Linked DNA regions of Homo sapiens: regions 2 and 3 are each linked to region 1. The links are chromatin loops, found by intact Hi-C in ENCODE. Cell type or tissue: endothelial cell of umbilical vein. All regions are shown on one strand.

Region 1 (8,000 bases):
TCCCCTCTTGCTGGATTTCCTGCTTTGTTGTTTTTCTGTTTTTTTTTTTGTTGTTGTTTATTTGTTTGTTTTGTTTTTAAATTTTTAGTTTGACAGGCTATTTCCCTTTTGTTTTCATATTTTCTGTTGTCTCTCCCTCCTCCCTGGAAAACACATCCACCCTTCCTGCCTCCACTTTTCACCCTTTCTCCTCTGCTCTTATCACTTTAAGATCTCAGAGACTCTACCCTGCAGTTCACTACATTTCACCAAAAATGGTCATCAGAAAAGCACCACTTCTGCTCTCTTTAACACTGGATTGAATCTGTTGGCTTATAGAGTTCCCAGCACTCTTGATAGTTGTTACTATTTTGGAATAACATAACTCATTCTCATCCGCATTATGCTTATGAACTTGTGGAATGACACAGGTTTCCTTCACTTATCTGTTTGACCTTGGGCAACCTCTTTATCCTTCTGAAGCACAGTTTCCTAACCCCTGAAATGGACATAGAAGTGCCTTCCTTATGGGTTATAGTGCAGGTTCAGTGAGGGTGAGCACAGTGCTGACTCGCGGAGAAGTGTCTCATAAATGTTAGCTGCTGCTGCTAATTATGATTGTGACTACCATCATCCAGCAGCTGTGAAGTAGAGTGCCAAGTACCTCTTCTGTAGCATCTGTCTCTCTTTTTGAAGGAGGGGGTCAGGAGCAGAATCTTATTTTTATTTTAGATTTTCAGTGTCTTTGCTTTGGGAAAGTTTAGTACAGTAGAGGGCAATTGAACCCCTGTGCACCCATTATCACCCAGCAGCAATCATCACCTCATGGCTATTCTTGTAAACTCCTGGCTCCTCTCCCACCAGATTATTTGGAAGCAATCCTAGTTGTCATACCGTTTCATCTGTAAATTAGTACATATTTTAAAAATATGACTCTTTTTAAAAAAAAACAACCAACTATTGATACCGTGATCACACCAGCACTGTAATAACTCCTTAATGTTGGCCGGGCACGGTGGCTCACTCCTGTAATCCCAGCACTTTGGGAGGCCGAGGTGGGCGGATCATGAGGTCAGGAGATCGAGACCATCCTGGCTAACATAGTGAAACCCCGTCTCTACTAAAAAATACAAAAAATTAGCCAGGCGTGGTGGCGGCCGCCTGTAGTGCCAGCTACTCCCGAAGCTGAAGGCAGGAGAATGGCGTGAACCCAGGAGGCGGAGCTTGTAGTGAGCTGAGATTGCGCCACTGCACTCCAACCTGGGCGACAGAGTGAGACTCCGTCTCAAAAAAAAAAAAAAAAAAAAAATAATAAGCCCTTAATGTCAAATATCTAGTCACTGTTTGGATTTCCTTGATTGTCTCATAAATGTTTTTTCATAGTTGGCTGGTCTAGATGAGGGTCCCAAACCAGATCAACAGGTTATATTTGGTTGCTGTGTTTCTTAAAACTCTTTAAATCACATCCCCACCTTTCTTGTAATTGATTTGTTACAGAAGCCCCTGTGTTTCTCTTCTAGACTGCCTCGTTCTGGATTTTGCAGTTGTATCTCCATGGTGCTGTGTATTTTATTCTCTTATCCTCTGTATTTCCTATAAATGGGAAATTTAGATGTTGACATTTGATCTAATTCAGGGTTTTTAAAAACTTTTTTGATGCAAATATTTCATAGCTAGTATTCTACCAGGAGGCACACAATGTACAGTGTCACTTTTTCTGTGATGTTAGTGCCATTGATTGATGATCTCTGCCTGTATCTATTATTTCATGTAGTTTTTGCAAACTGGTGGTTCTCTGATACTCTAGTTCTGTTTTTGGAGACAGGTCTCACTCACTGTGTCACCCAAGCTAGAGTGCAGTGATGCGATCCCGGCTTGCCGTAGCCTTGACTTCCCGGGCTCAGGTGATCCTCTGACCTCAGCCTCCTAAATAGCTGGGACTGTCAGTGCGCCACCATGCCTGGCTAGTTTTTTAGTTTTTTGTAGAGACAGGGTTTCATCACTCAGGCTGGTCTGAAACTCCTGGGCTCAAGCGATCTGCTCACCTCGGCTTCCCAAATTGCTGAGATTACAGGCGTGAGCCATCTCACCCAACCCATTCCTCTTTTTATGGAGAAGGTTTCTCTTAGCAACTATATGGTTAACCTAGCATATAGTTTGTAAAGGAAAGATAGTTTTTTTTTGTTTTGCATATCATTAGGCAATCACTGATTTTAAATTATTGAATGCGTTTCAGTCCATTGCAGTTCCTCCTCTTACTGATGCTCAAATTGTTTCATCTTTGGCCAGTGGGAATTTCTTTAGTTGGCTCCTGTGGCCTTTTGATGTGACCCTATTAATAGTCTTTTATAGTTTCCTTGCTGTCCAACCTCTTGTGTATTCTGGGAGATAGAATGAACCATTTCTGCAGAGTTTGGGTTCCTTTTAGTGAGAAATGGAGTTTCTAGGCTATGATGTGTGTGCTAGGTTCTCTGCTTTTTTTCTCCTCCCACTCCTTCAGTTGAATAATCTGCTCACCTTTGGAAATGGATCCTGCCTGCCATGTCAACTCTAATCGTGGTAAAAGCTTTCCTTGCACACTTGCTCATGCCTGGCCTCTTTGGCTCTCATTTGCCACTTTCATGCTTGTGCTTGTCATCTTGTCCTTTCCTCCCTTAAGAAAAAGACCAAACTGAAGAATTACCATGGATGGTTTGTGGTTTGACTTGCCTCCTGAAGGCCAAAGCTCATGTTAATGTAGGCTTCACAGAAGTCTTTAGTCATTGCCTTCATCATGTCTGCCTGATAGTTTGTTCTATTCCTTGTATACATAACCAGGACATGAGAGATTCCTTATCTTATTACCACCGTGAGCCATTCAGGCTGCAAGCTGTATTTCGATGGTATTGTTGGGTACGTTTGTACTCATCTGTTTCAATAAATATTGATTGAATTAAGCTTTGTACTTCTTCTCCAAAGTGTTTAAAATAGAATGTATTTAATGTCCTAGTCATTTAAAGAATTTATCACTAGTCTATTATTTTTATAAGCTTAAATAAGTTAAAGATTTGTAGTTTTAGATAGATTTATGCATTGGATCCCTAGTTGTAACATAGCTATTGTTTTAGTGCTGCGGGCCTATAGTAGTAGGCCTGCAAGTCTAAGATGAGTGTTTTTTATTTAACAAGTCTGCTATTAAACTTATTTTTAGTATTATAATTTCTGTCTTTGCTTCTTGGAAATTGTTTTATGCCCATGTTGGTGCATCATAGACTATGCACTTAGGCCAACCACCCCCCAGTCCCCCCAGCAAAGCAGGGCTCATTTTAAAGACACGCTCTAATGCTTTCTTCAGAGTTTCCATTCAGACCTACAGTTTTAGCTTCAGTAATACTTTTTTGTTTTGTTGGTGAAACAAAGCTGTATGCGTTCACAGTGCAGCCAACACAGTCTCATGACGGCACAAGTGAATAGTCCTGAAATTATCATCATTCTCCACACCACTGAGAAGTTAACCAGCATCCTGGCCTGGGAAATTTTGGATACACATTTAATGCCCCTCACCCACCACCCCGGCTTTTTTTTCTTTTTAAAGCCGCAAGCTTAATGTAATGGTTCCTCTGTATTAAAGGAAAGTACAGTATTGTAGGGGTTTATTTCCCCCCCGCCCCCGCTTTCCTCCGTGGGCACTGAGAGTAGGGGGAAGAGCCCCGTAATTCACAAGGCAGGCTTCTGTGCCCCGCGGTAAACTCAGTTTCACAAAGGGAATTTTCATTATGGTCCTGTGGCTCCCTAACATAGTGGAGGCTTCAGGAGGCAAGTGGTAAAAGCTACCAAAGAAAAAGCTGGACTGGAGCCACTGACGTCATGTCAGTAAATCTGCTGGAGGAGCCCAGCCATGCAGCGCCTGCCAGCCGGCCCCTGCACTTTGGCCTTGCCTGGTCAACTGTTCTTACTGCTTCCTCCACCCCCACCCCACAGAACAGCCTGTGTTTTTTGTGTTCTTTTCCCCCTTTTCCTTCTGTGCAACTGGGCTGTGTTGAAACCCATAAAGGCTTTTGAAAACCACCCCTACTGGTCCTGTGCTTAATGTCTTGTGTGGGGATAGTGGGGAGAACCCAACAATCCATGAATGAGGGAGGCTTTAAAAGTTTTTTCTAGTGGGGACCTCTTTGTGATGAATAAATCCACAGGGAACATCATGGAAAGCAGCCAGAGGTGCGAGCCCCTGGTGCTTAGTACTTTTAAAGAACTTCGCTTTTAAGTCCTGGGCTGTGTGCACATGTGTGTGTGCGTGTGTGCATGCGCACAGTAAAGGACAGAGAAGGCCAGTCAGCACATGGGTGGAAATACAGAATTTCAGCCTTCTAGCAGAGGATGATTTAAGAGAATGAGTTCCAATGCGAGTCCTTTATTACCCATTAATCATTGGTCTGCTCACTCTGAACTCTGGTTTGCAACTGGAACAGTTAAATCTTAAGCTACATGCTTCTGTACATCCTGGATATTTAGAGTCACAACCCCAGATGGGCCTGAATTAAAATATTGCTGTGCTAAATCTATTTTTACATCTAGGGGAATGACATCTAAAAATAAACCTTATCCCACCTGTTATCCACTTTTGGGAAGTTGAAACGCTGTTAAGTCGCAGCCCATGGATTAAGCTTTGATGACGGCTTCCCATGTGATGCCTGCATTCCACTTTTCCTGCCACTGGCATGATGTTTTCATTGTTTCGGTAACCGTTGTCCTCCTGTTTATTTTGCTGTGAATATTCATTTGCAAATAAGAGTGAAGCATAGGTTCAGACTGGTTTTGATTTTCCTGAATCTTAGGGTCAGAAACATATTAAAAGCAGTATCTTATCCATGAATCATGAGATGAGTCAGTTCCTGAAACCACTACAAGCCTCATAGTTCTTGGCTACAAGCAAAGGCAGGAAATCCAGGCTTCAATAACTTCCTTTCCCAGTCCTGGCTATAGCCGCGTTGGTGGTTAGGTTCTGCTGCCTGCCTTTGTAAGCGGTAGGAAGATGTATGTCTGAGGAACAAAGGCACTTGAGTCAATTTACTGAAACTGTTTATAATTTGTGGTCTTGATCTGAATGTCAGGCTGCGTTGGCACACCCTGCTCTGCTGTGCGGCCCGGCACAACTCAGCCAGGAAAGGCGGCAGGCTGAGTCCGGGGAAGTGCCCCAGCAAACACATGGCAAATGTTTCAAGGGGCTTTAGTGTTCCAGTGAATCCTAAAACTAGGGGACATGCAAGCCGACACTAGGCAGAAAGCTCTGGATTCCATATGTATAGTTGAAGTATCGACTCTTTGTTTGTTCTTCACTTGAGAGAAAGGAGAGAAAAAAGAGAGAGAGGGGAGAGAGACGAGAGAACAAACTAACACACTCGCCAGCCTGCCAAGCTCTGGCCTGTCTCTTGCTTTTACTTGCAGTTTACTTCCTTATATACAGGGTCCTCTTTTTTTTTTTTTCCTTTTGCAGTGTTTCACGCCAGTCTTCCTGACTTCAGAATCAGTTTTATAACTGTTTTATTAAATATTTTAAAGAGTAAGGGAGAAACACGAAGTTGTCTCCCAATGTTGGGTCTGCTGTGACTCGTATTTATTTTTCTCCTTTATGAGCAGTGCCCACTTTGTGTACGTACCCAAGTCAGAGCAGAGTTGGGTTGGTGTTTCTGTGTGAAGTTGGGACTCACTGTTGCTTTGTGCTTTACTTGTGAATTTATGAGCTTTTTCAATCTTGAGAAAAATTAAAATTGAGTGTGACTCATTTTCATTTACCAACTCTTACCTTCTTTTTCTACGCTAATTGGTGTTAGCTAGCGTGGGATTTGAGAAAATGGGACTGAAATGAGACCCTTCTCCCCCCTACTGTAGGTTTATATGGAGTCATTGGAAGTTCTGATAGAAGTCTAAAAATAGCATGGGTAGACAAACCCTGTGAAAAGACACTGAGGAAGATGGAAAAAAATTTGAGATGATGAGCAGTTAGATATTGATGCTACCTTTTAAATTGAGCTTGTTTCCAATTCATAGCTGGCAATAGCTCAGAAAGGTCAAATTCTATTTCAGCCTTTGTAAAGAATAAAATAAAAGCAAATGCAAAAGTTTGCCTGGCTTTTTAATCAAGTGTGGCTAATTCAGCGCACAGCCAGGCTGGCGAGGGCCACTTCGTTCTTACTTGTCGTTTGTATTTTGTGTTTGGGTAATTTTCTGTTCAACTTCAGGCCTCACTAAAAGGCTCTGATAAGCTGTTGAGAAAGTCGGGCTCATTTTGATTTTAGAGGCTTGACTGAGAGTCATAATTTCTGGCTGTGGTTCTCCAGATTTCAGGCTGGTACAAAAACTCCTTAGTCTTAGGTGAGTTTCTTTGGAAATCACTGTGAAAATATATTACTCTCATTAACATGTAAATAGTCACTGTCTAAACTTGGAGGAGATTTTTCCTTATGTTAAGAGAGGTACAAATCCAGTTATTTTTATTTGTCCTTCATTGATCTGACAGTTAACTTCTTTTTCATGTAGATTTCAGGCTGGGATTAGAGACTGAATCTTGAATTGCTTATCGTCTCTAGACCAAGTTGTTCGGGGCCAGGGATTGATTAATTAATTAAAATCAATGTAAATGGATTTGTAAGCCTCCTGTAACAGATTATCCTATTAGCAACCACACAGAGCACAGCCCATGATCTGTGAGGAATGTTTGTTGCCTTAAGTGAAATGGACCCAGACTGATGGACTCTTTGGGGTTACTTTATGAAAAACCCAGTGGCTTTTGTAAGGAAGGGGCCTCACTTAACCTTTACACTGAACAGATATTTCCTATAGATGGCAGATTATTTTATTTTCTGAGCCTGCCCCAGAAGGCTTGAGTTCTGTTTGTGTGTTGTGTGAGTTTCTACTGTGCCTGTGTCTCCCCAACCCTTGCATTCATGCCGTCCAAGACCTTGCCATATTTTAGCCAGGTTCTGCCCCCTTTCAGGTGAGATTCCTGCTAAGAACTCTTCTCTGAAGAAAAAAGGAGGAACCAGAAATACATTCCTATTTGATAGCAACAAAGTGGTTTTTTCCTCCAACCCAGGCAACCAACAAGCAAGCAAGCTACAAAGAAGACAGTTGCTTGTTATTTGAGGCTCTGACTGTACAGCTGTGCCTCCTTAGAGTGGTTAAGAAGACAAGATGATACTTTAGGAAAACTTTGTGGATTTAACAAAGGTCGGAGTTCATTCAGTGGCTGTCATGTACATTGTGTGTGTTTTTTTGTTTTGTTTTTGTTTCGTAATTGTGTTGGACAGGTAGATACTTTCTATAGTAGGACCAGCTCACCCACCTTTTCTTGGATCAAAGTGGGGCTATCTGAGCCAAGTTGAGTTAAACTCTGTCTCCTGCCTCTTTTGGGATTGAGATAGCAATCCCAGTTTGTCTTTGATGCTCACACTGTAGTTCAGGGAGACCCTAACTGGGGAGTAGATGTTTGACCCATGGGTATAGAGAAGTGTGGAATAAAGCCACTTTGCAGAGAGACAAGGAAACACAGTTGTGCTGAGGACGAGACAAGAGACCAAGGGAATAGTCTCATTTCCTGATGGTTTTCTATTTCCTGGTTTCCATCTCTTGTGAGGGTTGGCTGCAGTTTCTGATTCAGGGGTCTTCAGATGGACGCCTTGGCCTTATAATGAACTCGTATTCCCTTACCGTTTTTTCCTACCTTAGGTTAGTGGGAGTGGGTTTCTGTTAATTGAAACCAAATGGTGTTTGGCCGACTAGTTTGTTGGGAAATACACCCTGCGTGCTGTCCTAGGGAGGCCCCGTTCAGCAAAGGGAGCTCCATTTGGTTACATGTGCCTTCTGCTTGGTCAGCCATGCAGGGCTGCTCCCCTCAGCAGATAGAGCTGTCCTGGACCCTGTGCTCTCCTGTGTATTGGGTTTGAGGGAACTGACTCCGGTTCCTGGACTGTCTAGCTAACTGGGGAACAAGAAGGGCTACCCACTTCCACCCTGTCTCAGACTGGAACATTTCAAGGCTTGAC
Region 2 (8,000 bases), 400 kb before region 1:
AGTTACAAGCTAAGAAGAAGCAATTAGAGCTTTATGCAATTTTTTTTTTTAGAAATGTCTTCATTAAGTGATTAAGAGGCTAGCTTTGGCCAGCAGGATGTAGCTGTGCTTAAGACCTGCTTGCTCCTTATGGAAAACATCCAGCCTGGAAAGCCCAGGCAGCCAGCAATTGGGGGGTGGGCTATTCATCTCCTCATGGGGAGCTGGGAAGACTGTGTGCCCATCCATACAGGCTCCTCCTCAAACCCATGGGCTTGATTTTGAGAGCAGGCCTGTGGGATTGGGAACCTGCCAGACAGAGCAGACATGAAGCGCCTCCAAATGTAACCACCCGAAGGGTTCTCCTTGCCTGCTGCCTAGACTGAGCTGATTTCTCAAGACAGGGGAATTGCGATAGAAAAAGAGTTTAATTTACACAGAGCTGGCTGTACAGGAGACCAGAATTTTATTATTACTTAAATCAGTCTCCCTGAAAACTCGGGGATCAGGATTTTTAAAGATAATTTGTTGAGAAGGGGTTCGGAAAATGGGGAGTGCTGATTGGTCAGGTCAGAGATGAACTCATAGGGAGTCAAAGCTGTCCTCTTGCACTGAGTCAGTTCCTGAGTGGGGGCTAAAAGACCAGATGAGCCAGTTTATCAATCTAGGTGGTGCCAGTTGAACCTCTGAGCGCAGAGTCTGCAAAATATCCCAAGCACTGATCTTAGGCTTTACAATAGTGATGTTAGCCTCAAGATGCAATTTGGGAAGGTTCGGAATCTTGCAACTTCCAGCTGCATGACTCTTAAACCACAATTTCTAATCTTGCGGCTAATTTGTTAGTCCTGCAAAGGCAGTCTTGTCCCCAGGCAGGAAGGGGGTTTGTCTGGGGAAAGGGCTGTTATCGTCTTTGTTTCCAAACTAAACTATAAACTAAGTTCCTCCCAAAGTTAGTTCAGCCTACGCCCAGGAATGAACAAAGACAGGGTGGAGGTTAGAAGCAAGAGGGATTGGTTAAGTCAGATCTCTGTCACTGTCATAATTTTCTCAGTTATAATTTTTGCAAAGGCATTTTCACAAATGGAGTAAGGGAAAGAGAGGAGCTGAAGGAGCTGGTCTTGAGGAAGGAAAGCCCCCAGGTAGTAATTGTCACCTGTGCTCCACAGCCTGGCTGCTAAGAAAGAGTTCCACTGTGAGACCTGGCAGGGAGTGGAATATCTAGGACTGTTTCTAGACAGAAAGAAAGACAGAGGGCTGGGCTAGCTGGGCCTTGGATTTAGGGTCCTGGATTCAGACCCTCCCTGCGTCCATCTCCCACACCCACATCATGCCCTTGGGCTTCCTTTCCGTTCATGCTTCCTGGCCCTGCCTGTGTGCACATTCAGATGTTCACCGTCCCCATCCTTTCTCTCCAGCAGTGATGGAGGCGCAGGGGCCTGAAGCCTGGGAATGCATCTGCAGGCCTTGCCTGGGAACAGGGAACACGTGGACCCCACTGCCCACTCTCACACCCTAAGTGACCAAGACCTGTTTTTCTTCTGCATGTGATGTTCATTTTGCTCAGCTAATCCTCAAGGCCCAGCTGGCAGAGGGGTCTTCCACAGGAAGTACAGTGTCCCGCAAATATGTTTCCCTTGGAACCAGGCCAAGGGAGGGCCACAGCAATGATGGTCCACAGCCTCAATTAAACCTGGTTTCCAAAGGGTTTGGGGGGCTCTGTGGGGAAAGGGGAGGCAGAGAGTAGAACTTCCTGCAGCTTCCTGGCTTCAATCAGAGCAGCTCCAGTTTTTAATGTATTACATATATGGAACATTGATGGCCCGTGATGACCTTAGCTTTAAATAACTGTTCTGACATGAATGAATATGTGCATGTACGTATGTACACATGCATGTATAAATATGTCTACACATATGCATATACGCATAGATGCATGTAGATGCTCACTGATGATCTTAGTAATGATGGTTCATAATTTGAGGCATTCTCTGAGGGTGGTACCTGTCCCATAGCAGGGTCTCAAATATTTGATGCCAGGTGTGGTGGCTCATGCCTGTAACCCCAGCACTTTGGGAGGCCGAGGTGGGAGGATCACTTGAGCCCAGGAGTTTGAGACCAACCTGGGCAACACAGTGGGACCCTGTCTCTATAAAAAATAAAAATTAAAAAATTATCTGCGTGTCGTGGTGCATGCCTATAGTCCCAGCTACTCGGGAGCCTGAGGTGGGAGTATCATTTGAGCCCGAGAGGTCGAGGGGGCAGTGAGCCATGACCCCACCACTGCACTCCAGCCTGGTGACAAGCAAACAAAAACACAAAAATATTTGATGTGTGAACAAATGAAAAGTTTGGTAGAGTGTGTTGTGGGGACAGCAGTATGGTGTGAGGGAAGGAGAGAGTTCAGTCTATTATAATCATTAGTCTATTGACTTGTGGTAATTGAGCTATAGGAGATAAATTCCTACTTACTCTACACATTTAATGGACTCTTCCTCCCACCCCATCTTCCCTGTCCCTTTCTTTTTCCACAGCAGCTCTGCAACGGGCCAATAGCTTCCAGTCTCCAACCCCAAGCAAATACCAGAACTGGAGGAGAGAATTCTGGTGGAGTGAGTCACTAGCTCTCTGGGGGTGGGAGGCTGGGGCTGGGCAGAAGATCTCTGGTTAATTCTCAGGGGCAGCCGTTCTCATTCCTTACATGGTATCTCTCTGGCATGGCCTCCTGGTTGTCAGAGGCAAGAAATAAAATATAAGCTTGACTTTATTTCCACTGCTGACTAGAGGGAGCCTTTTCCAAGGGACTCAAGATCTTCCCATCCCCCTCCACCCCACCCCTGGCTCAGGAATTATGGAGCCTTAGGATTCTACAGTTTCACCCAGACAGGGCCTTAGCCATCATTGCCTCTAAGCTTTTTGAAATACAGATGAGTAAACTGAGGTTCAGGAACTCTATGATTTGATTCTGTACACTGGAGTGAGACTGGGCCATCAGATTAACGGCCTCACACAAAACAGGATGCTACACACAGACACCCACACATCCACACACACACACATGCACACGCACACACACTCACACCCCTACACATACACACACATACACACCTGCTCCTTTTTCTGAGTCACCCTTGGTCCCAGTGTCCTGGGGAAGAGCAGGGCTGTGGCAGGTGCTGAGGCGGCAGGCCCTGCCAGGGGGCGCAGTGAACACGCACAGTCTCACAGCATCTAGGCAGGCCGGGGATCCAGGGACTGCAGCACTCACTGAGCAGAGTTACCTCCTCAGGCCCTGAGCGAGGGGCAGAGACTCTTCATCCAGTTCCAGGCTCATCGCTGCCTTCCACCTCCCCCCACACCCACTCCCTCTCCAGCCTCACCCTAGGAGAGGAGGACCCAGAAAGGCCTTGGCTTAGACAGGGGTTTCTACCAAGAAACGTTGTTGCAGTTGGAACTGAGCCCTGGTCTTCCTTCCTTCTGAGTCAAGGCTCCCAGCCAGTGAGTCATTCCCCCACCATCCCCAGACGCACCACCGTCACACCAGGTCAGGCTGGGACAGGGGCACCTTGGGAGCAGGACCCAGGGCTGCACTCTTGGGCAGGCCACTTCATCTGAGGACAGCCTAGAGTCACTCCTGAATCCTCTGACAGCCCCCAGCGGCGACAGCAGAGGGCAGAGGAGCTAGCATTGCCACACATGGGTCATCGCCTTTACTGCCCTGCTCTGGCCCTCCCCAAGTCCCTGGAAGCCTGCTGCCCAGGCCCGGACTATATGAGTGTAGGGTCCATCCCAAGGCTTCCAGCCCACTCTACTGTGTGCCACCAGTGTGGGGGATCAGTCCCTCCTCAGGAAGCTCCCAGCCTGGGGTGAGAGCAGGGAGGCTGGTGGGAGACCCTCCCAATAGGGCTGGGTCGCTGGGGGAGGTGCAGGAGCAAGAGGACTGCTGAGCAGCCCCATGGTGTCTGGGATGGGCCTGGGAAACTCAGCCTTTAGTTATCAAGGAGTATTGCACAGCGTTTCTCGAGAGTATACAAAAGCTGCTTTGAGGGCAGGGCTTGAGTTTTGATCATTTCAATCAGCCTAGTGTCTAGCATGGTCTGGCCCGGAGGAGGAACCCAATCCTTGTTTGCTGAATCAATGAATGAAGTAAGGAACCAAGGAGCGAGCTGGCTGGACTGCGTACAAAGGGAGGACATGGATTCAGGCCTGCTCAGGCTGCCGCCCCTAGAGGGCGCTCCAAGACTTTGAGGGGGATTTGAGCCTTGCAAAACCTCCAAGTTCTGGGAAGCTGCACCATGGAGTCCCAGTCTCCCGAAAATCCCCAGAGCTGAAAGCCACGAGAGCCATCTTTTTTATTGTCTTTACTTTGCCCAAAAGAAAACCTCAGGGAGCAGGGCTGGCATTGCCATTGGGAGCAGAATGCATGGTACCATCCCTCCTGTCCAGAGGCATTACTGCCCCATCACAGCTGGTTCTGGCCCCAAGCCCCAGGTGGGAGGGCCGGAGGGGATATGTGGCTGCCCTGGGCACCCTCCCCAGCTGATCATGCTGCCAGATGACCTCTAGGATCTACGAGAAAGGTTGCTGCTGCCAGAGGGCCCAGAGAGGAGGTAGCACAAGCGCCTGACCCAGAGGCAGCCTGGATGCTGAAACTCAGGCGCTGGTGTGCGCATCAGCCTCCTTCGCACAAAACAACCCTAAGGGCCAGCTGCACGTGTGACTGAGACCCCTGCAGAAGGCAAGGCAGCCCCCGGTGGGCCATACCAAGGTTTCAAGGAAACGGCCAGCAGAGGGGGATGTGAGTTGGCCAATGAGGAGCTCTTGGCTCAAGAGTTGGAGAAATCCTGGCTGGGTAGAGTGTGCAGCCCCCTCTGGAATGGGCCAGGGCTTCAGCAATGTCTTTACTGGACGCGGCTTGAGTGCGTGAGAGGGTGGGAAACTAATGGAGTTCATATTTTGCTGACAACTAGCTTTTACTTTGTGTCCTGTGCCACTGGGCACCTCTTGTTTTTTTTTGTTTTTTTTTTTTTTCTTCTTGAGATGGGGTCTCACTTGGTCACCCAGACTGGAGTGCAGTGGCGTGATCTCAGCTCACTGCAATCTCCGCCTCCCAGGTTCAAGTGATCCTCCCACCTCAGCCTCTCGAGTAGCTGGGACCACAGGCGCGCACCACCATGCCTGGCTAATTTTTGTATTTTTGGTAAAAACAAGGTTTCGCCATGTTGGCCAGACTGGTCTTGAACTCCTGAGCTCAAGTGATCCATCCACCTCGGCCTCCAAAAGTGCTCTGATTACAGGTGTGAGGCACCATGCCTGGCCAACTGGCAATCTCTTTTTAGCCCATGTTATCTGCTCAACCACCCCATGAAGCTGCACCAGACAGCCCACTTTTTGGATGAGGAGACAGGGGTTAAGTAACTTGCTCAGAGCCAGGCAGCTGGTATGTGTGTGAAGGAGTGGACTTCCAGGCTCCCCTTCACCATCTTCTGAGAGAACCCCAAGACACAGTGGGCATCAGGAAGGGTAGGTTTCTCATCACCTCTCTCCCCAGGCTGTGCCCACCTCCCAAGCAGTGGCTTGAATGGCAGCCCAGGGACAAGGGGCTCGGCCTGAGCTGGGGCTTTGCTTCCCCCATCTCCTCAAGCCCTGCTGGAGTTCCATCTTGAAGGCAGTGCATGAGGACCACATGTGGAGAGAAAGAGACCCCCTAGCAGGGGTGGGAGTGGGGATTAGAGAAAGGAGAAGAAGGGAGTGGCTTCTGGGTCATGACCTCGTGAGACCTGAGGTGTTTCTGTCAGGCTTGTTTCCTGAGGTGGCCCTGGCTTCCTGTCAGGAAGTCCCTGAGGGATCCTCAGGGGGAACAAAAAGGCAGTCTGTTGAGCTGAGGGGACTTGAGGCAAGTGAAGGAGTTTGATTCAGAAGATGGCAGAGAGGGAGAATGAGGGTGCAAGGAGGAAGGGAAGAAGGAATTTGGCAAACTGAGGACAAGAACGGGAAGCAAGGCAAGGACTGACTCACAACTTTTGCCTTTTTAGGCTTGAACCTTCTAATCGTGGGCTGCGATGGGGGTGCGGTAGTGGGAGGCAGGCCAGCCGCCTCCCCAGCAGCTCCTTCCTGCCGCCCTCAGATCAGATCTGTTCCCAGAATTACCTTTTCCCTCCAAAGCTTTCTGCGAGGCCTCCCTCTGGGAGCTTGCTGACCGTGTGCGTGTGGTGCCATCTGTTCAGAGCCCACGGCTGGGACACACAGTCGCACATGTTCGCATTGATGTATGGGGGAAGGCAGGACAGAATATCGAGAACGGTGTGGCCTCCTGGGGGTGGAGGGGACTCAATGGGACTCTTCTTGGGATGGGACTTGGGTTTGGCCTGGCCTGTGTGGGTCCCTGAGGAAGAGCTTTTCACTCAGAGCTTTGGGGAAACTAAGACCAGGGGATTGTGTTGCGCTAAGAAGTGGATGAAAATCTGAAGGCTACACACCCTGCAGGAAAATCTGAATGGGTCCGCTGAGTGGCCAGAAGCAGGGAGTTGAACAAGAGAGTGGACTCGTTCCACGTGGAGGTCCTGGGAAGTTTCTGGGGGACATCCCTACGTGCCACCACGGTTCATGGGAGAGCTGGTTGGGCTGGGGGTAGGTACTGAGAGGGCAGATCTGAAAAAGAGCATGGCATTTTACTGAATCAATTTGAGGACAAGTGATCTCAAATGACCCAATATGGAGACAAAATGTTTGAGATTTTAGATTTAAGGTTACCATGCTTGAGGGGAGGAAGGGGAGAGCGGGAGAAGGAGGGGAGAGGGAGAGGAAGACAGTGCGCACATGTGAGCTTGGTTGATCTTACAGTAGGCTATGACTGTCAGAATTCTGCTCTAAGCAGACTAGATGATCTCAGCCCCCCACAGCACTGAACCAGGCCTGTCCTCAGGGCCCTGCCCCACTCCTTTCACCTCCATCTCTGAGTAGCCACACTGTATCCTGTTTGTTCCCTGACCAACAGGAGCTTGGCATGGGCCCACTCCATATCCTTCCAATGATTTGATACTCACTGTAACCTCCCTCTCTTGTGTGCTCTTAAAATCTCAAACGACTCTTCCTGTCTGAGAGCCTCTTGGCACACATATGAGAAGAAAGAGCCCATCTCATTAGTCGTGGATGTCTATCCTGTCTGTGCCCATGGCTAAAGGTCTAGCATCTTGTGGGAAGAAAGCTCAGGTGGTTTATTGACTGAGTGATTTAACACAGCCCAGCTCCCAACCACAATGGTTTTAGGATGCTCTTTGGAGGCAGATGAGCATTTCTAAGAAATGTTCTGGAAATGCCCTGATACACCTCTCAAGAGCATCATCGCATGAGTCTGAAACACAATGGTTATTAGACTTCTCACCCTGGGACTTCCTTTGCCCCACGGGACCCTGCCACTGCTCTACCCATTCCTCTGAGTCCCACGCCTTGGGCACCAGGAACCTCTGAGTCAGGCTCTGACATCTTCCTCTTTCTGACTGTTTATAGAATTGGAGCTTCACTTAAAGCCTCCTCTTTTCTTGATAAAATAATAACACCTTTGTAATGAAGAGTGTGTTCTTTCCTTGGTAGGTTTGACGCCAGTGAACAAAAGAACTATGTCACCTCCTAAGGACCCTTCTCCTTCTCTTCCTCTTCCTTCATCGTCTTCCCATTCATCTTCCCCACCATCTTCTTCTTCAACCAGTGTTTCTGGGAATGCTCCAGATGGTTCCTCCCCGCCTCAGGTGAGTGTCCCTGAGGGTCCTGCCCAGGTGTCAGGAAGCTAACCTACCTGTACTCTTCCCACCTTCCACACTTATCTCTGGATTCCACGTGCTCATAGGTCAACCTAAGTGCAAAGCCAGCGCCAGAAGATACTCTGTCAAGGGTCTACCCCAGCTGCCTTCATGTATACCTTTCACAAAAGCTCCTGCTGTTCCTTCACAGCCATCCCTGAGGACACAGTCATTCCCTCAGCAAACTTTACAGGGTTTAGACTCCATGCCAGGTCTCCATGAGATACA
Region 3 (8,000 bases), 120 kb after region 1:
CTGATATGCAGACCTTCCTCTTGTGAATTTGTTGAGGACTTTTCCTACAAGGTCTTCTCCAAGGTCTGTGTGAGGGTTCGGCATTAGCATCTGGGAAGCCAGGGATCCTCATGCTAAGGCAGAACAAAAACAGGAGTCAGGGCTGGAGAGGGGCGTCTGTGGTCTCTGGGGCAAGGCAGCTTGAGGTGGGACCCAGAAGTCCAGGGAATCAGAGAGGAACAGTGGGTTGGAGTAGATCTGTGGGTTGGAATAGGTCTGTGAGAGGTCTTAGGGGAGTGGTCTTGCCCACAGTGGAGTGGCCCCGAATCCACTGAGGATCCCGGGATGGGGGTGCAGGCCTTCGGTTATCATAGACTGTATATGTGTATCTGGGTGGGGGTGGGGGTGGGGGTAGGGTGGTGTGTCTAAGTTCTTTCATGTCTGGGGTGGTGTTGTAGATCGAACTTCTCCCAAACAGGCTCAGCCACACCGGTAGGACGTAGTCTCTTCCTGTTTTGCTTTATGATGTTCCTGTCTCTTAAGCTGAAAAGAGCCCCTGAAAGCCACTATTTAGTTGCCTATACTGACACACACCTGCGATTGGATGGATCGTCTCACACAGAGAGTTATGCACCATTCATAGCTAACCTCAGGGCCGGGGTGGTGCTCAGAAACACTGTCTTTATGATATACATGGGCTTTTGAGCTCGTGGCTTGTGGTTGTGGACTGAGAAAATTGCTTCCTGGGTTTATAGAGATGGTAGGGGAAATGACCCTCTTGCCACCACTTATTCAGTGATGGCTTCCTGGTGTGATGCTTGGGGATGGATGTGACTGAAAGGATTTCAGGAGTTAATTGGAAGAGTACATCATAGCATGCATGATTGATCCCTATGTGGTATTATCATTATTAGAATCCCAAAAAGGTGATGGTTAAAAGAGTACTTAACTATTTGCTGGTCACTGGAGAGATGGAAACACTGAACATGTTTGTCCTTATCCTGCAAGAGCTCAGAGCCTAATATGGACAGCAGATCTGTAATAAATATTGTAGGGGATGGTAGAGGGACAGATTCACATTGACACAAATTTTTAAAAAGTAAATATTTAAAAGTAAACTTTTTCCCTCCAGAATATTACTGGTATTCATCTTCTTCCAGATAGAATATCTAATATAAAACCTATGAAATTTATCAAGAGAAGGCTTAATACAGGAGATGCTGGAAGCGCATAGATTTTCCTCAAATCCCTCTTGGTACATGTGAATCCACTACATCCAGAATCAGGCCATGCATCTTCACCAAATCATTCCCTTTGGGGAAGTCGTGGCTCAGTGCTCTTCTGGTTCAGGAACACTGAGCCAGAGTAAATCACCCCTAATGGTCCTCTCTGCAGCCAGTGAGATTTCTAATACAGCAAGAATTCAATAGAACAATACCTTTCTAAGGTACTAGCTAGACTGTTAAGAGGGGCTAATGTGGTAGCAGCCTCCTGGCACAAAGGCAAGGGTCTGTGGTTAGTGACTGTCGTGTCTGTCTGAGCAGGGAGAATGTCCGTGAGCAGAATAGCTGGTGTCCAGATGCTCCTAGTGAACTTTTATCAGTGAGCAGACGTGGCCTGGGAGGGCAAGCCAGACAGTCCAGCCGGCTTGGAGCTGGAAGGGAGGAGTTCAGTCTTAGGTCAAGATACTGTGCTGAGGGAGGTGGAGCTGTAGAGGCAGTGGGCAAACTGGGGGCTCCCTGGGAGCCCTGGAAGCAGCTTCCACCACTTTGGATATTTGGCAATTGGAGGTGGAAGGATGCCAGGGAAGGTGTTTGGGTTTCTTTTCTCTGTGAAGTTATGGCAGTGCCATCTTCCAATCAGCCATCAAGAGAGCCACCTTTAAGAGTGCCTCAAGTGAGCCAAATTAGGGGATCGCCGGGACAGAAAAGCTGCTGAGGTGGGATGAGCACTGTGGATCATCTTCTGCCCTTCTGGAAGTCTTTGTGGGCTGGACATCCCAAATGTGGGCCTGGGAAAATAACATTTCCCATACTTCATGTGTGTATGTTTCATTTTTTACAGTGGTGCTTTTGATAAGCAGTGTAACATCAAAGCCAAGAACTGTGCTTTCCATTTCTGGAAATATGAGGAGCCCAGAGGCTTCTCTTTGAGATAAGAGCTGTGTGACTGTGTGAGCTACTTAATTTCTCCAAACTTCAGTGTGCACCTTCTTTGCAGGGCTGTATAAGGATTCATTGAGATGCTAACCATGACACACTTGGCTCACAGTGGGTACTTAGTCCTTGTCAGCTTTCCTGCCCGTCTGCAGGGGTGGCAGTGGTGCCAGGGGGTGGCGTGCTGAACTGCAAGTTCATCTGGGATCTCCTGGTTGTGTTTGGATTTAGCTGGGGTGTGTCCTCTCCTCCTACACCTTGAGTCACCAGCCAAGGTGGAGGAGAGAGGATGGGGTGTAGCCTGTGTCCAGCTCTCTCTTGGACATGGTTGGGAGGTGCTGACCACAAGTCCGAGGCCCTGAAAAGAAGTGCTGCAAGGAGGATGTTTCTTTCCCCATTGGCACAGCATCAAGGTTCTCAACAGCTGGACACAAACAAGCTGTTCTGGGAGCCGTGTCTCATTCCCCTTCACCTCCTGCTTGCTGCCTGCTACGCTCACTGGTCACCAGGGCTGACGTATGGGGAGGAATGGAGAGTGGTCTCACTGACAGTGGATGTCATTGTTTGCTCTCTCTGGAAGGAGGATGTCTGACCGAGGCCAGAGACCACGCTCAGGGGACCTGGACGCCCGGGGAGTTCAAGCGAGCCTCTGTCCTCAGTGATGGAGTCCTGGGCCACTGGGGCAGTGTTTGGGTGCTGCTTCCACTCTGGCTCTTGACAACAGAGTTTGTTCCCTTTGAAACAAGTTTGTAGGAACCAGAGTGTGTGAGGGGCCTTTGGCAGCGCTGAAGGAAGGGCAGCTGGAATCTTTGACCCCCTCAGGCCCCCGCTGGCCTGGCTAGAGAGCTCTGCCTGGAAGGGGACCTCTGTTGCTGGGCAAGGGAAGGCACCTTTGGCTTTAGGAAGCCTGAGGGTCTTGTCCCTGTCCTGGTTGCCAGGGCTCTGCCTAGTGCCATGGAAGGGAAGACCAGATTGGAAGTGATTCAGAAGCCGAATAAATGAAGAGCGTGACAGCACTTGAGAGTCTTTGCGCATGTCATCTCATTTAATCCCCTAATAGCAGCAAGGGCGAGAGGCTTAGACATGTTAGGAAGCTTGTCACACCGTAAGCAAGACAGCCAGGAATTCTGATCTCAAGTCCAGCCACCCCTGACCATCGCAGAGCTCTGTGTGTGTGTGTGTGTGTGTGTGTGTGTGTGTGTGTGTGTGTGTGTGTGTGTGTGTGTGTGTCCCCGTCCGTCCCGAGCTGTGTGTGTGTGTCTGTGTGTGTGTGCACGCGTCCCGGAGCGCACGCACCCATCAGTGAATGCTGCCTCCACGTGGGCAAGGCATATGCGTTTTTCTTTCATTATTCTCAGAAACAGGCATCCAGTGCAGAACGGGCCTGTAATGGTTGCTGACTAAGTGCTTAATGGAGATGTTTCTGCTGATAAGCCTCAGTTGAAAAGGGAAAGACGCAGGCAAGCTGGCCAACATCAAAGCCGGGCTTTGTTTATAGATAAGGGTAGGTTTCATTCTGTGGGTTCCAGAGCCCCTGTCCCCAAATCTCAGAGGGGGTGAGTTTTAAACAGAAACTGTGTTTATCTCCCGCAGTGGGCTGGAAGACAGGCCTGCTGGGACTCAGAAGCTTCCCTCCCTCCCATCCTCCCTTCCTTCCTTTTTCCCTTTCTTCTTCCCTCCCTCCCTTCCCAGATAGCTAGCCACTGCCCTCATTTATAACATAACATAAATAATGCTCTCTCTGCCCCAGCTGTTTCCGTTTGGTTTTTGTTCTTCACATATTTTATTCGTACTTGATTGTGGGTTATTTAAAGTAATTTGGAAAATATGAATATTAAGTAGAGGAATCTGGAGAAGAGGTCACAGAACTGTAATGGACCCAAGCTGCAAAAATGCAAAACACAGTGTGTAACCATATGTGTGTGGACCTTCCCTCTTAGTTAAAACTGGCCATGACATGATGGTATGCCCCTCTTAACAGGTGTTTCAACTAGATGTAACCAAGTAATAAGTAGCTTCAATGATTGGGTGATGACGATTGGACTAAATTGTAATCTGGGCAGAAGTATAGAAATTCAACAGTTTTAAGGGCATTTGTGATATATGTGTATGTGTTACTTATGTGTTCTTCAGGACACAGATGGGGCCAAAGGACAAATTTTCTGTGTTTTCAGCACTGGGGTGCATGAGGGAGCAGGTGTCGGCCACACCAACACATATAAGTTGTTGCCTGCGGGTACAGATCAATGAATTCTTTCCTGTTACTTCATGGCTCAGAGGAAAGAAGGAAGAGCCAGCAAGTTAAGATCATGTATATGACGTAGAGCTAATCCTTTTAAATTACATGTTACAGCACTTCAGGTTTTGATATGCCCAGGACTGAGGTCCTTTTAGGTTTTCAGAAGACTGAGAATTCTTAGGAACCTAGACAGGGCCTCTGTTAAGGCTGAGCAAGCTGCGGTCTGCCTTCCTGTCTCTTCTGTTGGGCAGTCACGGGGGTGCTGATGCCAGGTGGCTTGTGAGCCTTCCCACTTTGCACTGTGCCTGCACTCGGGTGGCTTTTTATCAATCCGATACTGTTGCACTCACGTCCCACTTTGAGGCTGGATGAAGTCAAGCTGCCCGCCTTGCTGCCACCCTCTCTCATTCCAGTGTCTCTGACCACACTCTCACTAGGCCCTCTGGAAATCCCCTGTAGGATTTTGGAGGAGCATTCTGAGAACGGTTCTCTTGTATACGCTCTTGTTGTCAGGACACTTGAGCCAAAGTTGTTGGTCATTTGCCCCAGGAGCCCCTTTTCTTCTGCACGCTCTTTTTCCAGGGGATTTCAGGGTAGGTTCAACACTTTAAGTTACCCCGCCCCCTTTTTGGTATTTGTAGTGGCTTACACGCCCCAGGTAACTGAAAACTTTTGTTGGCTTATTAGGGGCATTTCCACATTGGAGCTGTAATCCGTGGAGATCAGGAAGACGTTTTCTTTGGGTGACTTTTTTCTCCTGGTGATGCAGTGGGCCAGTGCAAGGAGGAGGGTGAGTTTAGTTGCTATACACAAGCCAGGTACAAGACTTCCAGAGTGAGAGGGATAATTTACACCCTGTGGCTATTTATTTAGCACATCTTTTGTGTGACTCTCCAGTGCTAGGGACAGGGATCTCAAGATGAGTAAGACCTGGTTCCTGCTCTTAAGATGCTCATGGTTTAGTGGAGGGGACAAAGTGGGACACAGGTGATGATGGCATTACAATGAGAATGTAGAGAACCTACAACTGCTGCACCCCTCCCTGTTCTTCAAGATGCCTTCTCTGGCCATCAGGGCAGCATGTGCAGAGGCCCGCTGGTTTGGAATAGTGTTTCTTTCCATGTGTGATGCAGCGTTCCCTCAAAGCCGAGGCGAGGTTTATGCACACTGCCCAATTGAAATGTGTCTCATGTTCACTCGCTGCTGGATCAGCAGAACCTCGCGCAGGGCACTCCTTGGGCTCACGCTAGCTACTTTGCCTTTGTTTCTTCAGGCCTTGCGCTGCTTGGATTGAATTGGATTCTGCCACGCTGATATTATTATCTCACGCCTTTAAAGCCAGAATTTGTAATAAACTACTAATGTTCTTGGAATAAAGGCACTTCAGAGCATGCGTAGCTTGAAATAATTCTTCTAACACCTAGAAATTAGCCAATTTTACTTTTGAAGGAGATGAGAATAAACATTTAGTGGTCAGCCAGACGGAGAATAAATGGCCAGCATTTGAGATTTTCCTGCTCCTGTTTATGGAGAGAGACTGGCATGTACCTAATTCCCAACTTGTTGATCTGTTGTACCCTATTTTAATTATTTTGCCAGATGTAAACATTTTCCCTTTTTTGTGAACGGAGTGTTTACACCATCTATCACATTTAATGTATTCGGTGCCTGTGAGTGCCGACCTCTTCAAAATTTGTCGACTTCATCATCCGTGTGCTGTCCAGAAATGAGATCTTGATGCCCCCCAAATGAATTATGAAAAGCTTTTCATAGTAATATAATTGATCCACTGTTGGCCACACTTATAAAAAAATCAATGTTAACGTGTTAATATTTCATGAGTACCCACGTTGCCAGCTCCTTGCAATGGGACCAAACTATAAAGAATGAGAATTGTTTCACAGTAGCCCAGCACATGGACAGAGTGCCAAGAAAGGGAGTTCAGGGTTGACTTGAAAGTTTGAAGCGCAACAGGGCCATTGAAACACAGTCCTCTGACTCATGTCAGATTGTTATAATTATTTAATGCCCACAATGCAGCTTTGTCCCCACGGATTTATACTGGAGAGGTTTCTTACCCACACATTGTGGTTATTAGCTGCAAAGAAAGCGGCGTTTGTTTATAATGACATGGGGTATATCTGGATGGCAAAGAAAACACTGCAGATTCTGTCTTCTTAGGAAGGAGGCAGGAATTTGGCAGATAACCTATAGGAAATTGGGAGACATGCTGTCATTACTTTTCATATATGTGGGTGGTTGCAGCCAATAACCATTAGACACCTTTTAGTTTTCACCTTTGTCCCAAACTCTTGAGAGAATGGAATTGCATGCTTACTTTTCATCTATATGACGTTATACAGCTGGTATGCCCAGAGTGTATCTCAACTTAATCTTTTTAAATGTGTCTCCCAAAATCCCTTTCTCAAGGTTCTACATCCTGCCTCCATGAAATTTGGTGTCACCAACATTGTCTTACAGAACCACTGTTACTATTTTTATAAAGAGTTTATAAATATGTTTTGAAAAGTTCTCATGTGGCTAGATCTCATCAAGGGATTTTTTTTCAGACTTGAAAAATAAAGTTAAAGAAGTAAGGCTTTGGGGCCTCCCTGGGGACATGTCTGGTTTGGAGATCAGTGGTGGTGCTAATGGCCCTGAGTCCGGCATCCGGCTCCTTGGGAGAAGAAAGGTCATTAAGTCAGAGAGGACCAGTCAAGTCCAGCTCCTCCAAACTGCTTTTCTGTGTGTCTTCCTTGGATGTCCTCCCTTCTTCCCCTACATGGAACTCTCAGTTGCCTTTGCTGTCAGAGGAGGTTCAATATCAATGGGTTTCTCAAGCTTAGAGGGCAACAGGGAGACATTGAACCACAGTAGTGTGAAATTGTCCGCAGGTACTTACAAGCTGGGGTGTGCAGATGCAATTTATAATTGCACCGGAAATACTTGTAACCTTTATCATGCTTAGTGGTGGAAATAAGAAAATCTATGTGAGTCAGCTTAGTACTAACTTGGGACCAATATGAAGCAACTGAATCCTCTTAGGTTTTGCAAGAGAGCTACAAATAGAAAGCAGACACAAAACATAGGCTAGAGTAACAGTAAATGTATCTGGAGCCTCAAATCAGGACTCATATATTCAATTCCTTATTTTTTGTTTTCTGGTTCAACAGGAAGTCTGGGAGATCTATAGGAATTTGAATTACCTTTAATGGTTTATGGGGACCAGAGAACCTAAACTTTAGAATTGGGATTGTCCTGGAAAATCTGGAACACATATTGACCCAGATCCAGACAGTGGGTTATGGAATATGATGCAGATGATGAGCCAATTAAGAGAAAGGTTTGCATTTAAGCATCTTCCTCTTGTACTGGTGACTGAGTGACTCCAAGGTGGCACCATTATCACCGGTGCTTGTGCAGAGGTGATTTTTTTTTTTTTTTTTACACTTTGCTGTCTGAAATGCTTTAAATGATTCTTTTAATTAAAAAAATTAGTTACCTATATAAATATTCACTTGGTAACCCCTTCATTTAAACAGTCCATTTATGCCTTATGCACTTGTATGTGTGTGTGTGTTGTGTTTCACGGTAACAAAGTTTTTTGTTTTTTGTTTTGAGATGGA

The links. A loop is a pair of places that touch in the nucleus more often than their neighbours do. Peaks named below come from ENCODE experiments on the same cell type or tissue, not always from the same donor. Only the 100,000 strongest peaks of a DNase experiment are listed, where the experiment ranks them.
Region 2: it touches region 1 in a loop (4-fold over the local background); 2 of 110 quality-filtered maps call a loop at or near these places.
Region 3: it touches region 1 in a loop (6-fold over the local background); 21 of 110 quality-filtered maps call a loop at or near these places.

The regions. Positions count from the first base shown.
Region 1 is chr11:12,688,976-12,696,975 of GRCh38, forward strand. The region is part of intron 2 of TEAD1 (TEA domain transcription factor 1); the gene reads left to right. Among named protein-coding and RNA genes, the nearest start is that of TEAD1, 19 kb to the left of the region's middle. RefSeq lists an enhancer at 4,433-5,632. In endothelial cell of umbilical vein, no CTCF peak of the experiment used is centred here; DNase peaks (open chromatin) are centred at 3,856 and 4,926; H3K27ac peaks cover 3,017 bases.
Region 2 is chr11:12,284,577-12,292,576 of GRCh38, forward strand. It overlaps a transcript of MICAL2 not described here. Among named protein-coding and RNA genes, the nearest start is that of PARVA, 89 kb to the right of the region's middle. In endothelial cell of umbilical vein, CTCF peaks have their summits at 3,156 and 4,193 (motif pointing right); DNase peaks (open chromatin) are centred at 1,545, 2,585, 3,435 and 4,195; H3K27ac peaks cover 4,070 bases.
Region 3 is chr11:12,811,476-12,819,475 of GRCh38, forward strand. The region is part of intron 3 of TEAD1 (TEA domain transcription factor 1); the gene reads left to right. Among named protein-coding and RNA genes, the nearest start is that of TEAD1-AS1, 110 kb to the right of the region's middle. In endothelial cell of umbilical vein, a CTCF peak has its summit at 3,446; DNase peaks (open chromatin) are centred at 3,506 and 3,876; H3K27ac peaks cover 849 bases.